2 separate regions of the Mus musculus genome follow, and region 1 is linked to region 2. The links are chromatin loops, found by intact Hi-C in ENCODE. Cell type or tissue: heart. All regions are shown on one strand. Links, peaks and the distances in the headings refer to the core of each region. The heading gives the core; the rest is flanking DNA. Region 1 holds the start of Tmem185a (transmembrane protein 185A). Region 2 holds the start of Ids (iduronate 2-sulfatase).

What was found. Peaks named below come from ENCODE experiments on the same cell type or tissue, not always from the same donor. Only the 100,000 strongest peaks of a DNase experiment are listed, where the experiment ranks them.
Region 1: a loop joins it to region 2, with 2.9 times the contacts of the local background. A loop is called at or near these places in 8 of 42 quality-filtered maps.

What each region holds. Positions count from the first base shown.
Region 1 is chrX:70,474,009-70,482,326 of GRCm38, forward strand. Tmem185a (transmembrane protein 185A) reads right to left here and starts at 3,172. Exons shown (of 7, transcript NM_001357750.1): 1 at 2,970-3,172. The coding sequence starts at 3,007. In heart, for the core only: a CTCF peak has its summit at 3,111; a DNase peak (open chromatin) is centred at 3,163; H3K4me3 peaks cover 2,142 bases; H3K27ac peaks cover 1,177 bases; H3K27me3 peaks cover 347 bases.
Region 2 is chrX:70,361,762-70,370,070 of GRCm38, forward strand. Ids (iduronate 2-sulfatase) reads right to left here and starts at 3,324. Exons shown (of 9, transcript NM_010498.3): 1 at 3,034-3,324; 2 at 2,041-2,177; 3 at 1,216-1,393. The coding sequence starts at 3,142. In heart, for the core only: no CTCF peak of the experiment used is centred there; a DNase peak (open chromatin) is centred at 3,350; H3K4me3 peaks cover 1,330 bases; H3K27ac peaks cover 999 bases.

The DNA.
Region 1 (8,318 bases), core at 1-8,000, 110 kb after region 2:
TAAAAGGCAATTCTGAAAAGAAGTTCGTGATCAACCAGATCTGTGGTAGATGGAAATAGGTATAGGGTCAGCTATCAGCCCTTCACAGCTGGGTGCTAAACACTTTTCAATCATTCTGTGTCACTACTATTTCTAGAAAACTGACAAACTGCAGTGAATTCTCAGTGACTAAGATTTGCAAGGTATGAGAGGAGGCCTGGAGTCACAGTGCATGGTGTGGGAGCCAGCAGACAATACCAATGGCTGTTGCTGTAATGGTCCCCAGAGTCAAGAAAGCACATTGCCCTGTGCGTACTGTTAAGGTCTTTCCCAGCTTGTCAATACAACAGTTACACTCTGAAGGGGCACAGGAAGAGAGAGGGAAAATAAATAGTTCATACACCAGCAAGAAAGCAGTCATTGACAAGAAGGAGCTCTAGACGGTTCTTACAGGCTAGGGTGAGTTATCATTCATTTCACTAATACTGTGCCAGCCATTATCTCATGGATATAAATTTTGACAATAAAAGCTATGGGTTTAGCCTCACATGGTTTGAATTTCAGTAGGAGAGAGAAATATCAATTAAATAAACAGAGAAAAAGAGCAAGAGCACAGATAAGGCCTCTAAAGAAGACTATGATATTCTACAGAGATTGTACATGCAGGGAGGAATGGACCAGGTTGAGGAAGCCAGAACAACTTACTTCAGCAACTACCAAATGAACAGATATTTCAATGATAAATGGGACCTGAATCAAGGAGAGAAGGAGCTGTCCTATTAAATGAGCAGAGCATGATAAAGTCCTGAAGTAAGAGGGCCATGTGTGAACTGGTTCAGAATTAGAAACAGATAATTAGACAAAAGCACAGATCTGAGGTCTTAGCACAGGGTGCTTTCCTGTCAACACCCCCCCCCAAGTTTGCTCTCCAGATGTCTGAAAGGCTTTCGTCAGCATGGTGCAAGATTAAGATACAGTGTTATAAACTAGATCATCCACAGTTTATGAAACATCGCCAGCTAAGAAAAATCTACTTCTTAATATCACCTGGCCATTGTATCCCTGGAACATCTAGAAGGTAACACTCTTCCTTCCCACTAATGACATTGAACCAGGACAATGGTGGGGTACAAAAGACTTTTAATTTTTTCAGGGAAAGATGCATTTTATTCCACTTAGAATTTAAGCACAAATAAATGTGTTGATGATCATTATAAATCTCTTCGAAGTATCTCATTATAAATTTTAGACTTTAGTATTTGGAAGGGAAAAAAAGTAAAGGAAAAACTGGCTAAGGGTGTTATCAGAGGACCACTATTTTTGCTTTCACAACTCTTAGATAACTGGGAGATCACCTTGCAGCTTCTGGACTATCTGTCCCATAATAAACGATTTCTATTTGTAACACATTGTGCAATCAGCCATTAATTCAGGTTCAATAGCCTTGTGAGCAATTATACTCATTCTACAGATGAAACAGATAAGTGAGTTACCCAAGAACACAAAAAATTCAGCCTCTATTTCTGTTTCTTGTCACTCTCTCCAAACAATGAAAATACACAAGACCTGTCCAGCTTCAGTACCAACACAGTTGTCCTATAGACAAACCCTAATCCAGGAGCAGTAGAAGAAAAGCTATGGTTGGCTCTGTGGTAGTTCCTCTAAATGAACTCCTCTCCGTTAAGAAGGCTCAATGCCATTGATGATGACCACGGAACAAGGCCAGACTATAAACACAAAGACAGTAAGAGCACCCAGGCCAGAGGAGGCTTTAAATTTTAAAATTTTACCATTCTTAAGGAGACTGCACTCTAAATAGTCCCCTCTTCTCTCCCCAGTTCCTTTGTCTCCAACAAACAGCCAAGAAAGTGGCATCCTCAGGAGTGCACAATACAGCTACTTATCTGTTCATATTCCCATTGCTTCCAGGCTAGGACGGCCAAGCATTGCAAGCGCCTAGCCTAGGACCTCACGTACGGAGGAAGGCTAGCTTACTTGAGTGCGTGTCTTACCACTTAGAAATAAAATGAGCAGATATTCCTTTTAAATAGTAATGGACTTGAAAAATATCAGTGAAATGAACTCCTCTTGCAGCTTACTAAAGTAGAGAATCACTTGACTGCCCAACCTCAGTCTTGACTCAGTTTAGTTCCAAAGACGTTTTATAAGTGTCTACTATATGACAGATGGGTGGGAGGTGATGTGCAAGGGAACAACCAGGAAGTGGTTTCTGCTTTGGGAGCTCACAGGCCGCAGAGGGAACACTTTTACAACAGTTTGACAAGTGCAAGGACCGAGATTTATATACTTTAGCCAGTGTTTTCTCCACACTGCCCACTAGGTATTTCAAGTCTGGAAAATAAGCAGGGCAATATCTACTTCCTGCGAATAAACTTACATAGAGAAGGCTAAGAAAATGCGTTGGAGGCGATCAGGTTCACCCCCAAAGGCATTATGTAAGATTTACCATACCCTGGCAACGACTCTAAAATTTCAGTATCTCAGACATCAGTTTGACAAATAAGCGAAGAACGGCAGACAGGCATAAATCCAAGGAAAATCCCAAATGCTGAAACTAGAGGAAACATGTGCGAAGGTGGCTGGGGGTGTCAGGGTCAAGTGAGATGGCCCTGGCATAGAAAACGGGGGCAGGCGGAGCGGTGAGAAGAAAAATAAGAAAAAATAAATCGAGACAGAGAAGTTGAAATACCAATGAAAAAGGACGAGTGGAGATCAATGGGCTTCCCTCTGGGAGGACACTTCTCCAACCTCGACAACTTGGGCCACGGCGGGTTGGTACCAGTTGCGGAGGAAGAAGCGGATGGACAGACTCTGAGGCCAACACAGCTTTCCCGAGAGCAGCTGGCAGCCATAAGGAGCCTCAGGCTGGTGCCTGGGTGCTCAGACTGCAGTGCCTTGGCCGCCGCGCCGCTCCCAGCCGCTACCCGAACCCAAGCCCCAACCTGGCGTCGCCGGGATAACCGCCTCACCTCGGGTTGAAGTCCTGAAAGAGGCCCCTCAGGTTCATGGCGGAGAACTTCGCCGAGGCGTCCTCCTCTTCCCCCCGCCCCCCGCGCCGCGAAGCCTGCGCCTCACAGCGGGTTCATGCTGCCAAAGGCAGCTTCGTCGCTAACGCCGCCGCCAGGAGAAACCAGAGCAACCAACTGTCTCCCACACTCCTTCCGGCTTCCGTAGCTAGGATGCGCATGCGCTCTGAGACCCGCTCCCTGCTTCCCCCACCCCCACACCCCCTCCGCCCCAGCTCGTCAGAAGCAGGAGGTTACATTGATAGTGGATCTTTTTGCTCCGGGGTACCAGCCTGCCTGCCTCTGGGACAGAATCTCTACAAAAAGAAGAGGGGAACGTCCGGGGAGGGGAACACTGACTGGGTGGATGTCATAAGGAGGGAGAACGCCAAACGGGAGTACCTCAGTGAGATCATCACAGACACCTGTCACCTTGGCCACCTGTCACCCAGACCCATACCAGAAATTGAAGGTTTCCCCCCAAATTGACTGAATCTTGGCCTATGCCTACCAGAGTTTCCAGTAAATCCAGCCTGCATATCAACTTCCTTCCTGTGCCCCAAGCTACACAGATTTCCTGACCATCCAAACCTCACATTACCCTGCACCAGTCATCTACTCTCTCAGCCATCTTCTCATCTTGGGTTCCCACTGTCCTTAACAGCAGGTCTATTTGTCAGAATGCCTAATCTGGAGAGATGGAACTCATCCTTAAGCATCCTAATCTAGTTCAGAGTCTCCTTGACTCCTGCCTAGACTTGGTGGTCGCTTCAGATCTGGCTTCCTCCACTCCCAGACATACTATTTAGAATTGCCAGGTTTGTCTTATTGGGCAAGTTAATATCTTCAAGGCTCAGATTTTCTCCTCTATAAAAGAGTTTGTTTTAAAAAAATATACAGCCGGGCGTGGTGGCGCACGCCTTTAATCCCAGCACCCGGGAGGCAGAGGCAGGTGGATCTCTGAGTTCGAGGCCAGCCTGGTCTACAAAGTGAGTTCCAGGACAGCCAGGGCGACACAGAGAAACCCTGTCTCGAAAAAAATATATATATATACTTTTCTATCTGGTTAAGAAAATTCAGAGAGATCATGCATAGCATTGTATGTTAGATGCACAAAGAAGGTTGCTAGTTGTTCTTTTTGCCAAATCCGTAAATTCTTAAAGAATGCTCTAAGGATTCTATTTGCTTTTCAAATCTAAGAGTGGAACAACCTCATAGCAGAGGACTTAGTTTACCATTTTCAATTCCAGCCAGTTTGAACTGTTGTTTTTATGAATAATACAGCAAAACCTTAAACATTAATCTGGAATCATTACGGGTAAGAGTCATAGGTTGTTACAATAGCAGTTTCATGCAATTTTATGTTAGTGAGCCCCAGGGGGAGCTTAAGAAGATCACAATTGGGAGAATCATACTTTGCTGTGATGTATCATCTTTCTTTTGGAAACTTGAAAACATTTCACAAGTGGTAATTATGTTCCCTAACACCCACTGAGAAATGGATATTATTATATGAGCTGGTTTATGGATGAGTAACTTGGATGAAGCATTCAGCTACTGAAGCACCATGACCCTCTCTCAGAAATGTTGATCCACTTTCTCTGACCATCCTCCAGTTGATGCACAGTGTCTTGCCCTGCGGACTCTCCCAATAGATAGTAAAGTACAGAAGAGCCAAAGCACAGAGAAGCTTGCATAATGTGCACTGTGGGATCTAGCTAGTGAAGGCTGAAGAACAAAGATGCAACTTAACACTCTAGCAAACTAGAATGTTGTGGATGGCTCTATACTGCTTGCTCTCCCGGGAGAGGCTGTCTGGAATGAGGAATGAGTCACTCACGTGCTCAGGTGGCTTCTTGTGAACCCATCCCCTAATGAATAAAAGGGCCAATCACTGGGTGAGGAGGTGGGACTTCCAGGTTGGACAGAGGAAGCGAGGAAGCAAGGAAGCAGGAGGGGATTAAGTCCTTTTGGGAATGGGGATAGCAGAGGGAAAAGATGTAGCTGCTAGAGTTTTCTGGTATTATGGCGGATCCACAAGGATTCTCCACCGGAGGAAGTAGATTTTAATAAGGCTTACAAGATTAGGTTTTAGTTGTTGCACCCAGAGATTGAGTTACCATTGTTTCTGAACTGAATTTGTGTTGTGTTTTCCTTCATGTGCTGGCTCGTCTGGGTTCAAGAGAGAAAGGTATGGCGGCAAAGCATGTTTTTGCCAGATGTGCACCACAGAGGCCATGGGGGATTTGAAGCACCGGGTTGGCATGGTAGCAACCATCTGTGGGAACCTAGAGAGGTGGGTGGAGAGATTGTGGAGTTCTGAGTCAGACTACACGAGATAAAAACAGGCCAGCCATTGCCCCTAGTTCATGGCACAAGCGCAGGAACATGCCAGTTCTAAAATACTTCCCAAAAGTTAACTGCCATTGGACAGAGTAGCCAGCACCATTTTATTTTCTGGAGGTTTCACCCCAAGCAGACGTCAAGAAGACAGCTTGCTTGTCAGCTCCAACTTGAATAACATGTAATATGGTTTTCGTAAAAGCTCCATGGAGAGTGGCCAGGCAAGTTGCTCAGAGTCCAAATGCTACTTATGGTGAGCTCTTGTGTATTTCTGTAACTGAGACACTTCTCTATGGGCCCACTATTGCAATTTTAGCAGTTCTCTCTAGGGATGACATGACCATGTGGAAATTCTTATTCTGAATACAATGACAAAAATATACTATTATCATGTTCTTTGATAAGTCATGTTGCCATGAAAAGTACTGAATATACCAAAATAATTGCTATCTCAAAGTTCTGTATTTAATCTTCAAAAGAGGGAATTACCTTGAGTGCCTCAAATGTGCTAGATACCCAGCCATGAGCTCTACTTGTATTCAGTATTCACACTGGTCTCTGTGACGGACTTCTGAAGAGCAGAGACCCAGAGGAGAGAATCATAGTTCATTATGACATTTAAATTAGGAGACCTAGATCAGGGGAAGGAAGTGGTTCTTTACAGTCCAGATCGTCATGCTACTAGGACTTCTTCCCTGGGCTTCATTAATAAAGTGGAAAGGGTATAGAATTAAACATTAGTTTTATCACTAAATCCAGTGTCAAAAACGACAGCAGGCATGTATTCTTGGACCTATTAAAGATAGTCAGCCTGCACCCAGGGGAGAGATTGACAATTCTTTAGACAGGTGACACAGAGATGCCCCTGCTCAAAACTGACTTGCCCTAAGTTCCCAAAAGTCCAACCTTAAGTGCTACCAACTAGAGAATTGCTTCGAACCCCAGGATTTTGTCCACTTACAAAAAGCAAGTTGGGCCAGGTATAGTGGCACATGCCTTTAATCTCAGCACTCAGGAGGCAGAGGCAGGTGGATCTCTGTGAGTTCTAGGCCAGTCTGGTCTGCATATCAAGTTCTAAGACACCAACAGTTGTATAAAAAGACTGTCTCGAAAAATGCAACTTGTGTTTTCCTAAGAAAATCTATTGTTCCTCACTTTAGTGTGATTTTCATAAACCTGTGAGTTTTCTTGCCCTGAGATCTCCTGGACAGGAGTTTGATAGACTACAGAGCTCTGTTTGGGAAGTTGATGATCTAGAGAAGTTGGAAGGCTAGTGAAAGGGATGCTGGGATCTGCAACCTTTCCTATGTCTTTTCCCAGAGACTATAAGTAACAACCAACTCAGGGAAGCTTCTTTTAGAACTTGTGATTGGAAGTTTCTTAGATATGATAAGCCTACAAGAGGTCACTGACTAGATTCGTATAGAACTTGATTTTGTTCTCGATCCCATCTTGCTCTAATTTCTTAGTCTCCTCTTCACTTTCCTTCCCTACTTTGTGTTTCTGTCATGTTCTTCTGGCCCCAAATTATTTTCTCTAAGGATTATTTAAGCAGACTTAACATATAACCTTTAGTTCTTCAGTCTACTTCATCCAAACTATGGATTCTAAACACCCTGCATTGTGCCAGATGCAGTAGGAGGTGCTAAGAACAACCAGAAATGCATAGTCAAACGCAGCATTGTGACTAAGTCCAGGACTTGAGAACTGAAGAGCTAGATCTTAAAGGACAAATTTCAAGCTGTGAAAACAAAATTACAAGCAGAGAAAACAATACTCCGAGTGTCTGCACCTACCCTTAGCTTCTCTAGGCTCACTAGGTCAGAAAACAAATCTGAGCAGCAATAGCTGAAAGGCAGCCACATGGCCAGGAACAATTGAATCAGTCTCTAGCCACAAACCTGAGCAGTTCCCAAACAGCTGGAGGAAATGATCTTGGAGAAGGGTATCAGAAACACCCTCTTTTCTGGCAAACCATCAGATAGGTTGGCGTCTGAGAGCTTATCACCAAATTGTTTTACCAGTTCTTACTCTTATTAGCATTGACTAAGCAATGCTAAATCCAGTATACAAACAAAAAGCTCAGAAGAATTTGTAATACAGGTAAATCATTTAAACACTGTTTCCATTGAAAGGATACTGGAGACCTATGATAGCCCATAGTTATTTTTTGTGGATTTTTTCCTTATTTTGTTTTTCTATCCACTAGAGCTGCCAGATCTGCCTCAAAATAACTCACATGAAGTCGTTCTTATACTATGCTAGGAAGAAATTGTGTGATACCCAAGTTCTGTTTTCCTATTACGGACTTTCAGATCATGGACCCAAGAAGATTTTTGTTCTTATTATAGAATAGCTTACTTTTAACTGAGTGTGCATAGCGTATAAATGTGCAAATGTTCATTTCGTAAGTACACATGTGTATGAGTGTATCCATGGATGTGGGTCATGCATATGGAAGTTAAAGGTCAATATAGTGGATGTCTTCCTCTCTCATTCCCAACCTTAGTTTTTTATATAGGTTATCTCACTGAACCTGGAGTTCACTGAATACTCAAAACTATATCTGAGCCGGGCATGGTGGTGCACACCTTTAATCCCAGCCCTCTGGAGGGACAGGCAGGAGGATTTCTGAGTTCGAAATTTCTGAATTTCTGAGTTCAAGGCCTGGTCTACAAAGTGAGTTTCAGGACAGCCAGAGCTATAGAGAGAAACCCTGCCGCAACAAAACAAAACAAACAAACAAACAAACAAACAAACAAGACTATCTGGCCAGCAAATTTCAGGGCTCCTCCAATCTCCGCCTCAGTAAAAGGAGCATTGTAAGCATGCATCATCACATCCATCTGGTGCAGGGGATCTAAACCCAGGTCATGATGGTTTTGCAGCAAGCATTTTACTGACAGCCCTGTCTTTGATGCCTAGGGCCATACAGAATGAATGACAAAGGGCTTTAAAACTCCTTGGAAT
Region 2 (8,309 bases), core at 1-8,000:
GGGCCTGCTTTTTAAAAACTGACTACTACTTTCAATCTGGACTGCCTGGTAGGTTCTAGAAGAAAGCTCCTGAGCCATAATGATGTACAAAGAACTCTTAGAGACGCCCAAGCTGTCTCCTTTGGTGAGAAGTACCGTCATGGTCACAGCTCTAGCATTTGAACACACTTCACACTCATGGATGTCCCTACTAGCATGTTCCCTTCGTTAGGCATCAAGAAAACTACAGCCCCAGCATTCCAGAGAAGGAATGTGAGACTCAAAGAAGAAGAAAAACTTAGCCAAAGACAGCCACATGGCTAAGAAGTGGCAGCACTTAGACCAGGACCAAGTGCCCACATCCCTGATGCTATTTCCCAGTGAGGTCAACTCCGCTTCCACATCAGTAAAAAGCCAGAAGCCTGTTATGCCAGACTACTATGCTGTCATTAAAAATGAATTTTTGAGGAGTGTAATATAATGCGAAATATTTACTCTCACTCATAGTGTAAAATTATAAAAATAACATAGCCACAAATCAGAATAACACTATGTCCAAAACACAAGAAAATTTTTGTTTGCCACATCAAACACAGCTTTCCCCAGGGTGGTTCAATTACACACTTACATTCTTTGGTTTCTTAAAAATCTTGAAATCAAGGGATCATGTGATCCTATTATCTGTTTTAAAGTGTTATTTATTCTTCATTTAGGAAGTAAATAACTACTTTATCAGGTAGTATTCAAAGTCAGAATTTGACACCCAGCTGATGTCCTCTTCCTAACATTCCTCACAGAGAAAGCAGTGCCTTTCACCACGCTGAAGCCCATACTCGGACATCAAGTCCACACAATACCTCTGGACATTTGAGGTCCTCACCCCCAAACTTTACAGACAGGCATCCTGCAAGGCCCAGACCAGAGCTTTAAGGACCACCCTGTGGTCAAGCCCAGAGCTGAACTGACACCAAACCTGCCTCTCCGACAGCAGCTACATGAATCTGACGACATTACCTCCAACTTCTAAAAGGAAATCTGTTTCTTTCTATTCTTTTTCATTTAGAATGTGAATATGAAACTAGGTTAAAGAAATGCTTTGTTTTGTTGTTTTTCATAGAATGGCATCAATGAACAAGTTACCTAAGCCTGACAAGGGAAAAGCCACTACAAGGATAGTCCCAACCTAGTATTGAAGCATAGAAACAAAAGGCCCAGGTTTTAGTAATTGAACAGTACCAGGGTGAAAGACTTTCCCAACCGACATGGTCACGTAGCCATTCTCCTTGAAGTATTGGGGGATGGTGGAAAAATTTCCAGAATGTACCCTCCAGTAGGAATTGAAGTCATACAGGCGGGTGGTGTCAGGCCTCCTCCCGGTGAGGAAGGACACTCGACTTGGTGCGCACACTGCTTGCTGTTAAGGAGCAGAAGCAAATGTCAACAACGTCACAGCCAAATGTGTCTGCAGTCTTCAAGGTAACTAAGCAACCTCTCTAGATCCTCAGCAACAGCCTGGCAGCTGAGTCATGTAGATGTCAAAACCAACCAGTAGGATTAGGGCCTTGCCCAGGTACTGGAGACTATTGTCTGCCCAGCAAAGGAAGACAGCAATCAAGCTCTCAGAACAGCAATTGTGTTTTCCTATGCAATGTCACCCCTAGGTACCCAGAAAGGGTGATGCTCTTAGAGAGTAGCCCTGAAAAGGAGGTTCAGGGAGGACAACTGCCATGGACTGACTCTTAGCCGCCCACTCTCAGCCACCCACAACTCGGTTGGCAGACCCACAGGTTGGATTTTTCAGCTCCCGTCAATTCCTGTTTCTAGCTGAAAGCTAGCCAAGCCTGTCTTAAGCGTGTTAGGGCCAGGGCACTGTCTCCACCCAAGAAGGAGGGGAAATCCTGCAAATGTGAGCTTCCTTGTCTGTGAAGAGACTTGCCTAGGCCTTCATTTTCTAAGTTCTGCTTTCCCCTTTCAAGGAGGTCTCTAGAGCAGCAGCATGCTTCTCCCTACTGTCTATACACAAAGAGGCATATATCCATACCTAAAGGTCCTTGGACATACCTGAGCAAAGGCATTCTGAAAGAGAACGCTATGGGATGCCAGCTGGTCAATGTTCGGGGACCTCACTAGCTTGTCTCCATAACAGCCCAGGGAGGGGCGGAGATCATCCACAATGATCAGAAGGATGTTCAGAGCATCTGCACAGGAGAGAGGGGCTTTGGTTATACCATATGCAATGACACTAAAATCCCCCTCCCTAGGGTAATGAAAGGATAAAGGCAGTCCACCCAGAAAAGGGGCGACCAGGGCTCTGCTCCAGCAAGGGCGGGGTTGGAGTACACAAAAGCCCTATCCAAGGTGAGGGTCTTATGTTTCAATCATGTCTCCACATCTAGGTGAAGAAGAAGGAGACAAAGACAGAGACAAAGATGGGAGGGGGGATCAAAGAAGGAAGGAATAGAAGTCAGATGGAAAGATGGAAGGATGGTAAAATAAAAGGGTGGATAGAAGACAGTAGCAGAAAGGAAAGGAGGAGTAGAAGGAAGGGTAAAGAAAGGAAAATGGACAGATGGAGAGGAAAGAACTGTTGGCGAGATGTAATTTGCACCAGTGGATGGCTCCACACCCATGTGCATATGGGCAGCACAAACTGGACTCTGGGTTATAAAATCATGGGGGGGGGGTAAATGAGCTTGGGAATAGGGTGCATCTGAGTAGAGTTAGGGGGAGCAGTGGGGATGTTATAAAATGCATTTATGAAATCCTCAAAATTAATTTTTAAAAAGAGAAGAAAAAACATGAAGGGATGGAAAGGAAGAGGAGGGGTAGGAAGGAGGAATGGATGGATGAAAGATGAATGCGGGGGCTAAAAAGAAAGATGAATGCGGGCAGAATCGACGAAAGGAAGCAAAGATGGATATTGAGTAGGGAGGGGTGAAATGTGGGTGAAAATGATGAAGGAAGAATGAAAAACGAAGATAGGATGTGTGGAAGAATAAACATTAGCAGGAACAGAGACAAGGTTGAATAAGGCAGGGAGCAAGGAATTGGCACCTGTAGCAGAGTTGCCTTGCGCTGCGGACTCCAGGGCGATGCAGAAGGAGCCTAGCAACAAGCTGAAGCTAAGCTGCCGCCAGATAGGCGGCGGCGGCGGCGGCGACATTTCTGCCTCGGCGCAGTCTTGCAAGAAGGTGGCGTGAGGCTACAGCGGGACCATTACGTAGCAGTGGCCGCCGCCGCCGCCGCCGCCGCCGCCGCTGCAGCCGCTGTCACCACCAAAGTCTCTGAGAAAACTGCGCGACACCTCTGCCTCGGGCCCAAAGGCCCGGGCGCTGGCCCGAGCACGAATGCGCTTGCGCAACTCTCTTCTGTCCCCTCCCTGTCGGGGGTGGAGCCTGATGGCGCCGGACGTCTGAGCACGATCAGTCAAGGTGGGCAGAACCTTAACCGGAAACAGTGCTGCTGTGGCTTTCCCTGCGTACATTTTACAGTAGGCAGTGATAACTAGGGGCTTGATTTCTTTCCAGCCCATTCTCCAAAGAAGCCCTTTGCAAACTTCCATTTTATTCCTAAAAGGATCTCTTTTCCTCTTTATTGGCTCAACAAATCCTTATTAAAACACTGCATGCACGCGCATGCACACACACACAACCACAACTTGTGTGTGCCCTCTCACACATACATGCATGTATACCGGACATTGTTGACAGTACTGGAGTTCTCAGTGCCTGTTCTGATTGAGCTTAAAATAAACTCAGAGAATGTGCCTGGACAAAATAAATCTGAGGGGAAGGGTCTGATTATTTTCTATTGAGGTAGTTTAGTCACTATCACTTTACCTCACTGGTGAAGTGATTGTTGAACAAATATTAGAAGGGAAGAAGCAATCCACCTGACGTCTGTAAAAAGAGAGAACAGCAATTACGCAGCAGGTAGTAGACAGTGATGGTGGCTGGAGCCAGCCAGGAAGAAAATTCTGGAGAGAAGAGAAGAGATGGGCACAGTGAGTGGGAGTCAGACTCCTGTGGCAACAATTACCTACTGCTCATTTTTGACTGAAGACCAAGAAGGATATGTCTTCTTTCTACCAAATGGAGCTTTGAAAAACTAGATCCTCTATTGATGAGTCACGCCTAATCCCCCACCCATTAAAAATCTAGCACAATGTCAAGCACACTGATGAAAGTTTTGTATTTGTTATTGCAAAAATATTGATATTGTGGCATCTTCTAGGCAACATGTTAAACTAAAGGCAATAGTTTCTTCTCATATCAATACTACATGCTACATGCTACTAATATCCTCATTACTGTTCAAAACTGAAAATTATGAAAGCCTAAATTTCTTAAACAAAGGCATTAATCTAGAAAATGTGGGACAGTGTGGCTGTCCATGGGGGGCATACCTCTTCAGGGGGTAGACACACAGTGTTTATAGTTCTTTAGCAGACTCTTTTCAAGTTCATAAACAAGGTCTCTGAGCACCCTCACATCCAGGCTTAGGGTAGATAGAAACATAGGGAATAAGACAATGAAAGACACCCTCAGTGTTTTCCACAAATTATGGCCATGGTTCAAATCCAAACAGAAACATAGCTGAGGCTCAACTTCCATTACAACTAGAGAGATTTGGAGGCCAAAACACAGAGTAGATGGCAATGGTGACCACAAAATGAATGAACCTCAAGTTTAAGGGATGGTACATAGTCCAGTTTAAGGAAAACAAAGTGGCCTTCTTGGTTGTAGACTCTCTAGCCTTGAATGATTACTACTATTGAAAAGTCAGAGCCGATATTTTCTAAGTACAACAGATAAAAATATGAACTGCCCTCCATGATCTACACTCAGATTTTATTTCATTGAACATTTTAAAGGAAATCATGTAACTTCACTAAAATCTAAAACCTTTAGCTGAAACCATCATAAAATTAGGCTTCTGTCAGCTAGAGAAATGGCACAGTGGTTAAGAGTTCTTGTTGTTCCTGAAGAGGACTGGGACAGACTGTTATGAGTCACATTCATACATAACTCCAGTTCCAGGGAATCTGAAACCCTCTTCTGACTCCTGCAATAACTCTAAAATAAAAAAAAAGGTGATACTTCTCTGTGGCTCAGTCCCAATTTGGCATACAATAGGCACATCCAGAGAAAATAGGCCAATTCTTTCTATATAAAATTTATTCAAAATATTAAACAAATTTCTAGAATGTTAAATCATTTGTGACTGACTCATTTCTCAAAAACTAAGTAAAATCTGTACAAGTTTGCCAATCATACCTGTAACCCTAACACTGAGGACTGTAGAGGGCAGAGATGGTAGCATCACTGGTTGCCAGCCTAAATGAAGAAAATAAACAAACAAACAAACAAACCAGGAGCTCCATATGCAGTGACAGACTATATATCAAAGAAACAAGGCAGAGATTAATAGTGACAGATACCCAAGACCTCTGGCCTCTGAGCATAGGTCACATGCTCAACACATGCATGCACATTCACAAAAGATAACTGACTCGACACTTAAACATGTATGATGTTTGCTGTGGAGGTCCTTTAGAAAAACAACTGAGGAAAGAAAGGAGAAGAGCAAGAGTAGACATCAGGATCAGTTGAGCCATGATATGTGTGTGTGTGTGCGTCTGTGTGTGTATGTGTGTATGTCTGTGTGTGTCTGTGTGTGTGTTTGTGTGTGTGTAGATTGTATGTGTGTAGATTTAATCATTTTACATAATCAAGGGTTTAAAATATGCACATAGAGGAAGAGATAAATGAACTATAATTTCATCTATCATGACAAGAAATCAGCAGACAATGTCTAAAGTTGAGAAAGCCACAATATAACATACAGAATTATACATAAGATTTACATTGAAATAAACTCTCAAGAGTGATGTGAGAAACATTTGAATGAAAAGTCTCACTTAAAGATATAGAAAGACAGACCTTCTTTTTGTACTATATGCCAAAAGTGATTATGTGCTGAATTATTGACCCTGAAAAGATATGAAAAGATACATTAAAGTGCCAACACTCAACACCACAAAATATATCATTATTTGGAAATAGGGGCTTTACAGAGATAACCTTTGTCCAGTGTGTGGAGATCCAGCATGGTTAGTGTCCTTATACAATAGAGAAAATTAGAAAGTTAAAGAGACAGCTCAGTCAATATAGTGCTTACTGGATAAATGGACTGACCAGAATCCAATACCTTGGCACCTACATAAAATGGCAAGGTAGAGCAGAGCACATCTGTAATGCTAATACTGAGGAGGGAGAGACAGGAGAATTTCTGACATTAAATGGCCAGTTATTCTTGGCCAGTGGTAAACCCCAGGTTTCTTAAGTACCTGCCTCAAAAAATGAGGAGAGATACAACATGTCAATCCCTGGGCTCCAGATGCACACATGCAGGCATATCCACACAAAACATACAACACACACACAAACTTACATACAAAAATATGGGATGGATAGTGAAGACAAAAACACACTAAAAGATGTATATGTGAAGAGAGATAAATGAATGCACCTAAGGAATGTCAGAGACTCTTGTAGAGCACAAGCCAGGGGCATGCAAGCCATGATCCTTCTTCCTCCATGAGAGTCGGAGAGTTCATGGACTGCTGGCTGACAGCTTGATTTCAAACTTCTCCTCATCCAGAACTGTGGGACACAATTGTCTAAGCCATATGATTTGTGGCACAAGTACTTTAACAACTTTCAAACAATTTGAACTTAAAACAATTGATGGTACCTGTGCTCCTAGTTCCTCGGAAGGCTGAGGCAGAGGAAGTAGGAGTGCAAGGCAGCCTGGGAAACTTACCAGAACCTGTCTCAAAAAAGCAACTGACAAGAAACAGTAAAGGGCAGGGAATGCATCCCAGTGGGAGAAACCAGGCCTGACACATAGATGGCCCAGGGTTCAATCCATACATAGAGCTTTAAAACAGAAACAAGACCATATAGTAAAATCTTAGCCAGCCCTTACAGACCCTAAGCATTTGTGCTGCTTTCCAAATAAATTACCTCACCATAACCTGGTTCCAAGCTGCAGAGCCCATGCTACACCCTCACTCATGTCTGGGAGGTTTAGGGAAATGTAGCAGCCTTCATGTGCTTCTACACTGTCAAAGCTCCTCGGAAGCAGATCCAAGGCACTCATGCTCATGGACTGCAGAAGTCAGTTCTAAGACTCTCCAAGCAGAGATCAGGAGTGCTCTTGCCCTTAGAATTGCACTGTACCTCTCCCTATGGCACAGCCTCAACAGGAACAAGAAAGGACACAATCAGTAATCAATTAATCCTCTGTCACCCTGCCACTGTGGCAGGAGGAGGATTTGAAAAGAATTTGAGTCTTTCATTTGTTTGGGTTCCAGGGATCCACATAAGGATTCTTCTTTGTGGTAGGCTCTACTCCTTCCCACACTCTCCCCCAAGGAGTGTGCTTGGGTTCAAGTGCACACTGGAAGAAGAAACATGATGCTAAGAACATTTATAAGAGAGAATGACTCACTTCGTGCAACTAGGTGCCTGGGAGTATACTCTGTAATTACAAGGGCACATTTGAGTTCTGTCGGCACATGAAATTATGTCCCCAGTTGGAGGATACCCAGCATTGCACCTGCCATCGAGTGTGCTAAACGTCCACTTCAATGTTCTCAGATATAGTTGTGCACAGATGCACAAAGCAACCACCAGACTCTGCTCTCTGGCTGTCTAGAAACCATGGCTGGACACAGCAGGGCCTGGGTGACCATGGCTTATAGTAGGCCATGCTGCCCCTAGCTGCAGAAGATGACAGTGAACTGCATCACCAACCAGACTCTGACACTGTCTTCCTTCCCGAAAGGTGCACGTGGAGCCCCAAGGAATGCTGGGAACAGAACAGGGGATGCAATCCTCACCAGTCCTGACCTCTGCGGAGCTACTGCCCTGAGTTACACGTGGTGACAAATACAAAGCCAGGCACACCTTGCTTGCTTCCTTCACGTGTTCCACATCACCTTCTCGATGGTCCTGGTTTTCATTCCCCTCAAGTTCTGTCTAGGTCTCCCCCACGTTCCTCTCTCTATCTTTCTGAGCCCAGACTTTTCCCTCAGGCTATTGATTGGTAACCCAGCTCAGCTCCTGATGGGCAGAAGGTAGTAAGTAGTATCTGGAGCACACAAGACCAGGGTTAACTGCTAGCAGTGGGCTAAAGCAGAGATTCTAAAAGTATCCACCAGGGGACGCCAACGCGCAGGTGTTCAAGTACTCACACTGAAAGGCAACAGATTTCCCCACTTAAAACATAAGCTAAAAACCAAATATTTAAACCGCAAATGCCTA